2 separate regions of the Homo sapiens genome follow, and region 2 is linked to region 1. Evidence: chromatin contacts called from ENCODE Hi-C or POLR2A ChIA-PET data. All regions are on one chromosome and are shown on one strand. The core of a region is the stretch at or near the end of the contact, and the rest is flanking DNA. Distances in the headings are between cores, read along the strand shown. Region 1 holds the start of MYBBP1A (MYB binding protein 1a). Region 2 holds the start of MED11 (mediator complex subunit 11).

Region 1 (4,849 bases), core at 2,350-4,849:
CCCTGGCCCCCGGCCTGGGGCTGCCCGCGGCTCTGCCCACCCTGCACCTGCTGCATGCACGCTTCGGCCGCCTGCCCTGGCCACGCCTGCTAGTGGGCCCCACCACGCTGGCTCAGGAGGGCTTCCTGGTGGACACACCCCTGGCAAGGGCTCTGGTGGCTCGGGGCACAGAAGGCCTCTGTCCACTACTTTGCCATGCTGATGGGACACCCCTGGGCGCTGGGGCCCGAGCCACCAACCCACAACTGGCAGCTGTGCTTCGCAGCGCAGCCCTCGCTCCCACCTCAGACCTTGCTGGGGATGCTCTACTGAGTCTACTGGCGGGAGACCTGGGGGTGGAGGTGCCCTCGGCTGTGCCCAGGCCCACTTTGGAACCAGCAGAGCAGCTACCTGTGCCCCAGGGCATCCTGTTCACCACCCCCAGTCCCTCAGCTGGCCCAGAACTGCTGGCACTGTTGGAGGCAGCCCTGCGCTCCGGGGCGCCCATCCCTGACCCCTGCCCACCGTTCCTGCAGACTGCTGTGAGCCCCGAGAGCAGTGCCCTGGCCGCCGTGGACAGCAGCGGCTCTGTGCTCCTTCTCACCTCCTCGCTCAACTGCTCCTTTGGCTCTGCACACCTGTCCCCAAGCACTGGGGTTCTGCTCAGCAACCTGGTGGCCAAGTCTACCACTAGTGCCTGGGCCTGCCCCCTCATCCTCCGTGGCAGCCTGGATGACACAGAGGCTGATGTGTTGGGGCTTGTGGCTTCAGGGACCCCTGATGTGGCCAGGGCCATGACTCACACCCTACTCAGGCATCTGGCAGCAAGGCCCCCTACCCAGGCCCAGCACCAGCATCAGGGTCAGCAAGAACCAACAGAGCATCCCAGCACTTGTGGCCAAGGGACCCTGCTCCAGGTGGCAGCCCACACAGAGCACGCCCATGTCTCCAGTGTCCCCCATGCCTGCTGCCCCTTCCAGGGGTTCTAACAGGATGGGGGTGGGTCTGGCAGAAGGCAGAGTTATCTGAAGCATGGGGGCAGGAGCAGAGCAGACACAGCAGCAATGGAGTGTGCACCCGCAGGGTGTGGTGCCTCACACCTGTAATCTCAGCACTTTGGGTGGTCAAGGCAGGAAGATACCTCGAGGCCAGGAGTTTGAAACTAGCCTAGACAACAAAGCAAGATCTCATCTGTACTAAAAATTTAAAAATTTGCCAGGGGCGGTGGCACATGCCTGTTGTCCCAGCTGCTTGGGAGGCTGAGGCAGGAAGCTCGCTTGAGCTCAGGAGTTCAAGGCTGCAGAGAGCTAGGATCACACCACTGCACTCCAGCCTGGACAACAGAGTGAGAACCTGTCTTTAAAATAATAATAATAATAATAAAAAAATAGCTGGGTGCGGTGGCTCATGCCTGTAATCCCAGCACTTTGGGAGGCCAAGGCAGGTGGATCACCTGAGGCTAGGAGTTCGAGACCAGCTTGGGCAACATGGCGAAACCCCGTCTCTACTAAAAATACAAAAAATTAGCTGGGCATGGTGGCGGGCACCTGTAATCCCAGCTACTTGGGAGGCTGAGGCAGGAGAATCACTTGAACCCGAGAGGTGGAGGTTGCAGTGAACCAAGATCGCACCATTGCAACCCCACCTGGGCAACAAGAGGGAAACCCTGTCTAAAAAAAAAAAAAAAAAAAAGGATTTATTATGTGCTCACTGCTGGCTCAGGCCCCAACCTCTGGCCTTTTAAGTTACCTAGACTTGAGTTCTGGCATCCAGAGCTAACAATCATTCTTCAGATCACCCACACCGGATGGAATCTCTAGCTATTTTATCAGCTAAGAAAATCAGGGTAATAACGAAAAAGCAGTAGGGCCTGGGGCTAGCACTGAGTTCAGATCCAGCTTTCAGGAGGACAGTGGAAAGAGTGCAGAGCCTCTGCCTAGGCCCTGGGCCCCACGAAGCAGGACAGGCAGAGCCCAGGGTACTGTTGGCATCTCTGTCCTTCCCTTCAGGACACCCCTTACCTATCTGCCTCAACCAGACTGGGTACAAAATAAAGATCAAGTCTCCCGGAAACCAAGCACCATTCCTGCTTCTTGGTTAATTTTCCAACAGCTTTTGAAGCAACTGGAGTCAGGGCTTCCCTGATGGGCAGCACAGGTGACCAACAACCAGAGAGGGGAGAGCCTGGGTTGGTATCTTTCAGCTTCCCCCTGCTCCGCTCACCTCCTGCCTCCTGGGGCACCAGATGTGCAAGGTGAATGTTTTCATTTCACTTTCTAGAACAGACAGCAAAGCAGGGAAGCGGCTGAGAGGGTGAGAAGGCGCCCCAGGGGCTTGGGTACAAAGGGGTTGGAGTTGAGCGTGTGGAAATTCAAGGCGAAGGTTAGCCCTGACCTCCCCCAAGGGTTAGGTCCTCTCTGGACCACAGCCCTCTATAAACAGCTTCTCAAACCAAGAAGCGAGGGTGACCAGTAGCAGTTCCCCTCCCCTGCCATTGTAAAAGGCTTCTCTGATTTAATAGACCGTTTGATCCCACCACCTTTACCTCCCACTCCCAAGAAAATTCTTCTCCGTAATGGCACCACAATGTACCCAGTTATTTCAGTCTCAAACCTGGCATCCCCCTCATTTCCTCTCCCCCGACATCTAACTCCATCACCCACCCCACCTGCTCCACATCAGCCCAAATCTGACCTGTTCTCATTTTCCCTGGGTCCAGTCCACCACTATCTCTAAATGGTCTTCCCGTGCTTCCACCTGCGCAGACCTACAGTCCATCCCCCACACAGCAGCCAGCATCATCTTGTTAAAATGTAAATCGGATCCAGGCTTGCCCCTGCATTAAACTCACCAGTGACTTCCCATCACCCTCAGAATGAAATCCCAGCCCGGGGCCCCATGCAGCCTTGCTTCTCGCCAGCCTCAGCCCCTCCAGCCCTGGGTCTCTGTAGTTGCAAGGCTTGGGATTTCGTCCCCTTAGATCCTTGCAGGAGTACGGGGGAGGGGGGCCCTTCTTGTCACTCAGCTCTCATCCCAAATGCCACTTCCTCACAGAGGCCTTCCCTGACCAACCCCTCAAATCATTATTGGAGACCCTATTGAATAGTAATTAGCCGTGTTTTTAACGGGTGATGTATTCACGTTCCAGCACTTAAAAGCCTCCTCCTGACCCTTGCATTCCTAATTCTCTTCATAATTATGATCTTTTTAAATGCATTTGGCTCCGTGTTCCTCCACGAGAGCAGAGGCTTTGTTCCAACCGCCTAGCACGGCACGCCAGCAGGAGCCCAGTAATTGTTGAATGGCTCAATGTTCGGAGCGCAGGGGCCGCTCTGGGACGAGTCGGATCGAAGTGCTACACCTAGGTTTGTTTCCGAGATGGGCCCTTAGAAATGCCCCCCTGGGGCTCCAAAGGGGCAGATGCCACAGCCGCCAGGGCGGAGCGGGTGTGAGCAGAAGGCTGGGAAAGATGGGACGCCGCTAGGCGAGGGACTTCCGCTCAGAGCTACGGCGGAAATGCCGCTCTTTTAACTCTGGGCCGGTCTCTCTTGGTTCCCCCGCCCCTCCGGGTTCTTCCGCCTCCGAGCCGACACAAACCGGTGCGCATGCGCCGTGCCCTGACCTGGAAGCGGCTGGGGCCGGAGCACACGTGTTTCGTGTTTCGGTGAGTGTGGCGGAGATGGAGAGCCGGGATCCCGCCCAGCCGATGTCGCCTGGAGAAGCGACGCAGAGTGGCGCCCGGCCTGCCGACCGCTATGGCCTATTGAAGCACAGTCGCGAGTTCTTGGACTTCTTCTGGGACATTGCGAAGCCTGAGCAGGAGACGCGACTTGCGGCCACGGAGAAGCTGCTGGAGTATCTGCGTGGCAGGCCGAAGGTGGAGTGGCGGGGTCTGGGGCAGAGGCTGCGCATATCCCGGCAAGGAAGCGGCGGCGGGCCCAGGGAGTTGAGACTGGGGGCACGTGGTCGCGAACCTGGATGCCAGGGTGCGCGGGGGCGTGCACCTTGTTGTCACCATTGAACACGAGGGTGTGCTTGGTTCCGCAGGGGTCCGAGATGAAATATGCCCTGAAGCGTCTAATCACGGGACTCGGGGTCGGGCGAGAAACAGCCCGGCCCTGCTACAGTTTGGCCCTGGCACAGGTGAGGTGGTGCTCCTGGCAGGGTCCCAGCCATCCAGGTCAAAATGGTGGGGTATGAGGAGGGCGGGTGTGGTGTCTCAGCTGTGGCGGAGGGGCAGCCCGAGAGAGAGGTCGGGAGTGGCAGAGCAGACTGGAGGCCAACCTGAGGGAGGCCTCTTCATGAAAGTGGAGAAGGTGTGAGCAAGGCCTGGCCAGGTTTTCTATTTGGTGCTTGGGTTGCCCGGCCTCTTAGGTACACTTTCTGGGAGCAGTGAGCGCTGGGTGGGCTCCCTTAGGCCTGCAGAGGCATTCAGCTGATTGGAGTAGACCACTCTCTGAGGCGCCTTGACAAGGGGCAGAGCAATAAAGACCCAGGCCTGCAGGATCAGCCTGAGGGGAGCTCAGACCACGTGCGGAGAGAAGACCCAGTGGCTGAGCATTTCAGACTAGTAATCTAGGGGCCATAGAAGGTACATAGAAGGTGGGACTAGGGACCTGAGGCTTCTTGGGAGAAGTTGAAGGGGGAAGGGAGGTTAAGGTTTGTGAAGACGTAGTTGGGCCACTCTCCTGAACCCTCTTCCTCCTGCCACACAACTCCTGGCAGCTGTTACAGTCTTTTGAAGACCTCCCCTTGTGCAGCATCCTGCAGCAGATACAAGAAAAATATGACCTGCATCAGGTGAAGAAGGTGAGAGTGGGGCCAGGGAGGTCAGCAGCCCCAGGGGTGGGAGGCTTGGGGAATGGGGAGT
Region 2 (3,874 bases), core at 1,375-3,874, 180 kb before region 1:
ATTTTTAGTAGAGACGGGGTTTCACCATGTTGACCAGGCTGGTCTCGAACTCCTGACCTGGTGATCTGCCCACCCAGGCCTCCCAAAGTGCTGGGATTAAAGGTGTGAGCCACCATGCCTGGCCCTATGTGTGTTTTTTAACTACTAAAAATTATTTTTGTAATGATTGAGTCTTCTTTATGGAAACAACTGGCCTCAGCCCTTGCGCCCTTACTGTGATTCCTGGCTTCATTTTTTGCTGATGGTTCCCCCTCGTCCCAAATCTCTCTCCCAGTACACCAGTTGTTCCTCCCCCACCTCAGCCCTCTCCTGCATCCTCCTGTACCCGCAGCGAAGGCCTGGGCTTTCCCACCCTCCCTCCTTAGCAGGTGCCGTGCTGGGACACCATACGGGTTGGTTTCACCTCCTCAGTCCCTTGCCTACCCCAGTGAGAGTCTGATCTTGTTTTTATTGTTATTGCTTTTATTATTATTGCTTTTATTATCATTAAAACTCTAGTTCTTGTTTTGTCTCTCCGAATGAAGAAGTATGTATTTTCATTAGGCCAAGTCTGCGGGAAGGCTGGGGCAGCAGCATGAAGTGTTTGAGGAAGTGGGTTGGGTATGTCAGTTTCCATCTCCTCTCTGAGCCTGTCAGGGTGTTTCTGGAGTGCAGAGCAGGAGCACCCTGCTGGAGAGGCCAAAGCATAGCTGTGGGCAGGCTCGGGCTTCAGTTTTTCCATGCCCACCATTTGCCCCTTTGTCCTAGGGTACTTTGACCAGCAGGGTATGTTGGTGCTCATACTCCCCACCCTACATGTTCCCAGGTTCTGTCCCATGGCACAGGTGATGGTCTCCCTCTCAGCTCTGGGTCCATCTCCCTGGCCTAGTTCTCCAGCATCTGCTCACAGGTTCGAGCCACATCACTGAGCTTGAGGCGGGCATAGTCCACTCGCTTCAGAGCCATCTGACAGTCCTTCCTCGAAGAGTAGCTGGAGCCCTCATGGGGCTGCCCTGTGGCCACCTACAAGACAGACTATCAATGGAGCACCATCTCCTTTACCCTAACTCCAACCAGGCATCAGGTCTCGTCTCATTTCTTCCCTGAGTTTGAATTTGTTAGGCCATCTGGTAGCTGGGTAAATAAATCATTTAACTTATGTTAATCTTGTCTGTAAAATGGGGGTGACAATAACTACTTCCTAGAGTTGTTGAGGATTAGATAAAGTAATGCAGAGTATCTGGCACACCGTAAAAATTAGTAATGGTAGTGGTCCCTGCGACGATTTCAGAACCTTCTCAATCCTGTCCCTCTTCTCAGGATATAAGGATTTGGGACCTCGTGGCCTGGAGGTCAGGCCAAGTTTCCAGTGACAAAGTTCTGTAGTTCTAGCATTATTTACACATCTTCTGCTAGGCACATGTGATGTTACCCAGTGAGGTATGCAGGGCCACCTTTAATTCTTTCATTTTATTATTTATTATTTTTTGAGACAGAGTTTTTGCTCTGTTACCCAGGCTGGAGTGCAATGGCATGATCTCGGCTAAGTACAACAACCTCCGCCTCCTGGGTTCAAGCGATTCTCCTGCCTCAGCCTTCCAAGTAGCTGGGGTTACCGGTACTCACCACCAAGCCCGGCTTTTTTTTTTTTTGAGACAGTCTTGCTTTGTCACCCAGGCTGGAGTGCAGTGCTGCAATCTTGGCTCACTGCAACCTCCACCTCCTGGGTTCAAGCGATTCTCCTGCCTCACCCTTCCAAGTAGCTGGGATTACAGGTGCCCGCTACCAGCCCAGCTAATTTTTGTATTTTTAGTAGAGACGGAGTTTCACCATGTTGGCCAGGCTGGTCTCGAACTCCTGACCTCAGATGATCCACCCGCCTCAGCCTCCCAAAGTGCTGGGATTACAGGAGTGAGCCACCGAGCCTGGCCTAATTTTTATATTTTTAGTAGAGACGAGGTTTCACCGTGTTGGCCAGGCTGGTCTCGAACTCTGTCAAGCCACTGCGCCCGGCCCATTCTTTCCTTTTAGAGGAAGAAACCCGCTCTGGATGGCCGGCTGGGGAGGTCTGGTCCTGCCCAGTTAATGCTCCACCCTGGATCACCCAAGCCTGAGGCTTTGACCCAGAGCTGGGGTTCGCTCGCAGAACCCCCCAGACACACCGACCTGGGTGAGGTAGCGGATCTGAGCTGACAGCTCCGCCTCCACGTGTTGCACTGAAGCGGTGAAGGCCGCCGCCTGCCGGTCTAGGAGCCGCTCGTTAGTTTTTTCCTTGGACAATTCTAGGATCACAGTACCTGCCAGGGCGGAGAGAGGGCGGGGACACACGGAGACTGCCAGTGTAGCCTCTCCCTAGGCCAGCCCCTCTCAGTCCCGCCCTTTCGCTGCGCACGCACGTAGGATTCCCTCCCCAACCCTGCTCCAAGTCCCAGGTCAGGCTGCCAGTGCAGCCCGGTCACGCTTTCGCTCCCCGCTGTCCAGGTTGTCGCATCCCGAACCTGCATTCTGAAGGATGGCGCCGATTTCCCGTTCAATGTCTTCCAGAGCGCGTAGTCTCTCGTTCGCCAGGCTGTAGGTAGCCATTATCACTCTGGGAATTCTCACCAAGAGTTTCTCCTCAGAAACGCGACGCTTGTTCCGGAAGTGGCTCTCGGTGTGCGCCTGCGCAGAGGGCACCGTGTAGCGAGCACTACGATTCCCAGGATGCTCAGCGCAGCCTCGCCTCCTCGGTCCGCTTGATGAACTACAACTCCCAGGGCCCGCTGCGCCTCAGCCACAGGACCACCCGTAGTCAGAGGCGACAGTGGAATATCCCCTAGCCCGAGGCCATTCAGACCTGTCCATCTTCTTGACACTGTCTGTGGCCTCTAGTTTATTCTACACAAGTTTATTTATTTATGAGACAGTCTTACTCTGTCGTCCAGGTTGGAGTGCAGTCGCAAGATCTCCCTCCCTGCAACCTCCACCTCCCAGGTTCAAGCGATTCTCCTGCTTCAGCTTCCCGGGTGCCTGGGATTATAGGCGCCCGCCACCACGCCCGGCTGATTTTTGTATTTTTAGTAGAGACGGGGTTTCACCATGTTGGCCAGGTTGGTCTCGAACTCGACCTCAAGCGATCCACCCTCTTCGGCCTCCCAAAGTGCTGGGATTACAGGCGTGAGCTGAATCTTAAAGGTGAACTACGTGGATGAAAGCTTGTAGTGGAAAAGGGAGACGGCATAGGCAACAGCATGGTGCTGTGACGGGAACAGCGCATGTGGAGTCCAGCAAGGGATTCTGCCTGCCTGGAGTGAACGGAGCGTGGTGGGGGTTAGGTATGACAATGGTGAGGCTGGAGAGAGGAGCGGAATCAGGAAAAGGCTTGCAAGCTATGTACTTTGGACTTGAGTCTGAAGACATTTGAGCCTTTAAAGGGTTTTTAAGAAGTGTGTTATGACCAGAATTACCTTTTTTGGAAAGATCGTTTGTAACAGTTTATAGTAGATTATCAAGAATGAAACTAGTTTGCCCAAGGTTAGCACATGAAGGTTAGACTCAGTTAAACTGAATGGTCTAGCCTGGGGAACATAGTGAGATACTGTCTTTATAAAAAAATTTGGGGGCTGGGCATGGTGGCTCACTCCTGTAATTTCAGCTCTTTGGGAGGCTGAGGTGGGAGGATCACTTGAACTAAGGACTTCGAGACCAGCCTGGGCAATATAGTGAGACCCCATCTCCTATATTTAAAAAATAAAGGCTGGGTTTGGTGGCTCACACCTGTAATCCCAGCACTTTGGGAGGCCGAGGCGGGTGGATCACCTGAGGTCAGGAGTTCGAGACCAGCCTGACCAACATGGAGAAACCCCGTCTCTACTAAAAATACAGAATTAGCTGGGCATGGTGGCGCATGCCTGTA

The links. Hi-C counts contacts between places; a loop is a spot of excess contacts on that map. ChIA-PET counts read pairs that join two places held with the same protein, here RNA polymerase II (POLR2A). Pooled maps may share reads with other maps.
Region 2: a map of naive thymus-derived CD4-positive, alpha-beta T cell shows a loop between it and region 1 (11-fold over the local background). The contact joins the promoter of MED11 here to the promoter of MYBBP1A in region 1. A Hi-C loop is called at or near these places in 2 of 168 maps with a recorded cell type or tissue (G401 and naive thymus-derived CD4-positive, alpha-beta T cell), 3 of 37 single-sample maps with no recorded cell type and 12 of 50 pooled maps. POLR2A ChIA-PET finds 5 or more read pairs at or near these places in 5 of 52 experiments (A549, AG04450, BJ and 2 more).

Annotation. Positions count from the first base shown.
Region 1 is chr17:4,554,134-4,558,982 of GRCh38, reverse strand. It overlaps MYBBP1A (MYB binding protein 1a), which reads left to right and starts at 3,599. Exons shown (of 26, transcript NM_014520.4): 1 at 3,599-3,856; 2 at 4,027-4,122; 3 at 4,705-4,788. The coding sequence starts at 3,659. It overlaps GGT6 (gamma-glutamyltransferase 6), which reads left to right. Exons shown (of 4, transcript NM_001288702.2): 4 at 1-2,056. The coding sequence ends at 968.
Region 2 is chr17:4,730,178-4,734,051 of GRCh38, reverse strand. It overlaps MED11 (mediator complex subunit 11), which reads right to left and starts at 2,624. Exons shown (of 3, transcript NM_001001683.4): 1 at 2,478-2,624; 2 at 2,146-2,276; 3 at 445-1,002. The coding sequence starts at 2,562. The coding sequence ends at 865. It overlaps CXCL16 (C-X-C motif chemokine ligand 16), which reads left to right. Exons shown (of 6, transcript NM_001386809.1): 6 at 1-519. RefSeq lists enhancers at 2,628-2,677, 1,969-2,788, 2,688-2,827.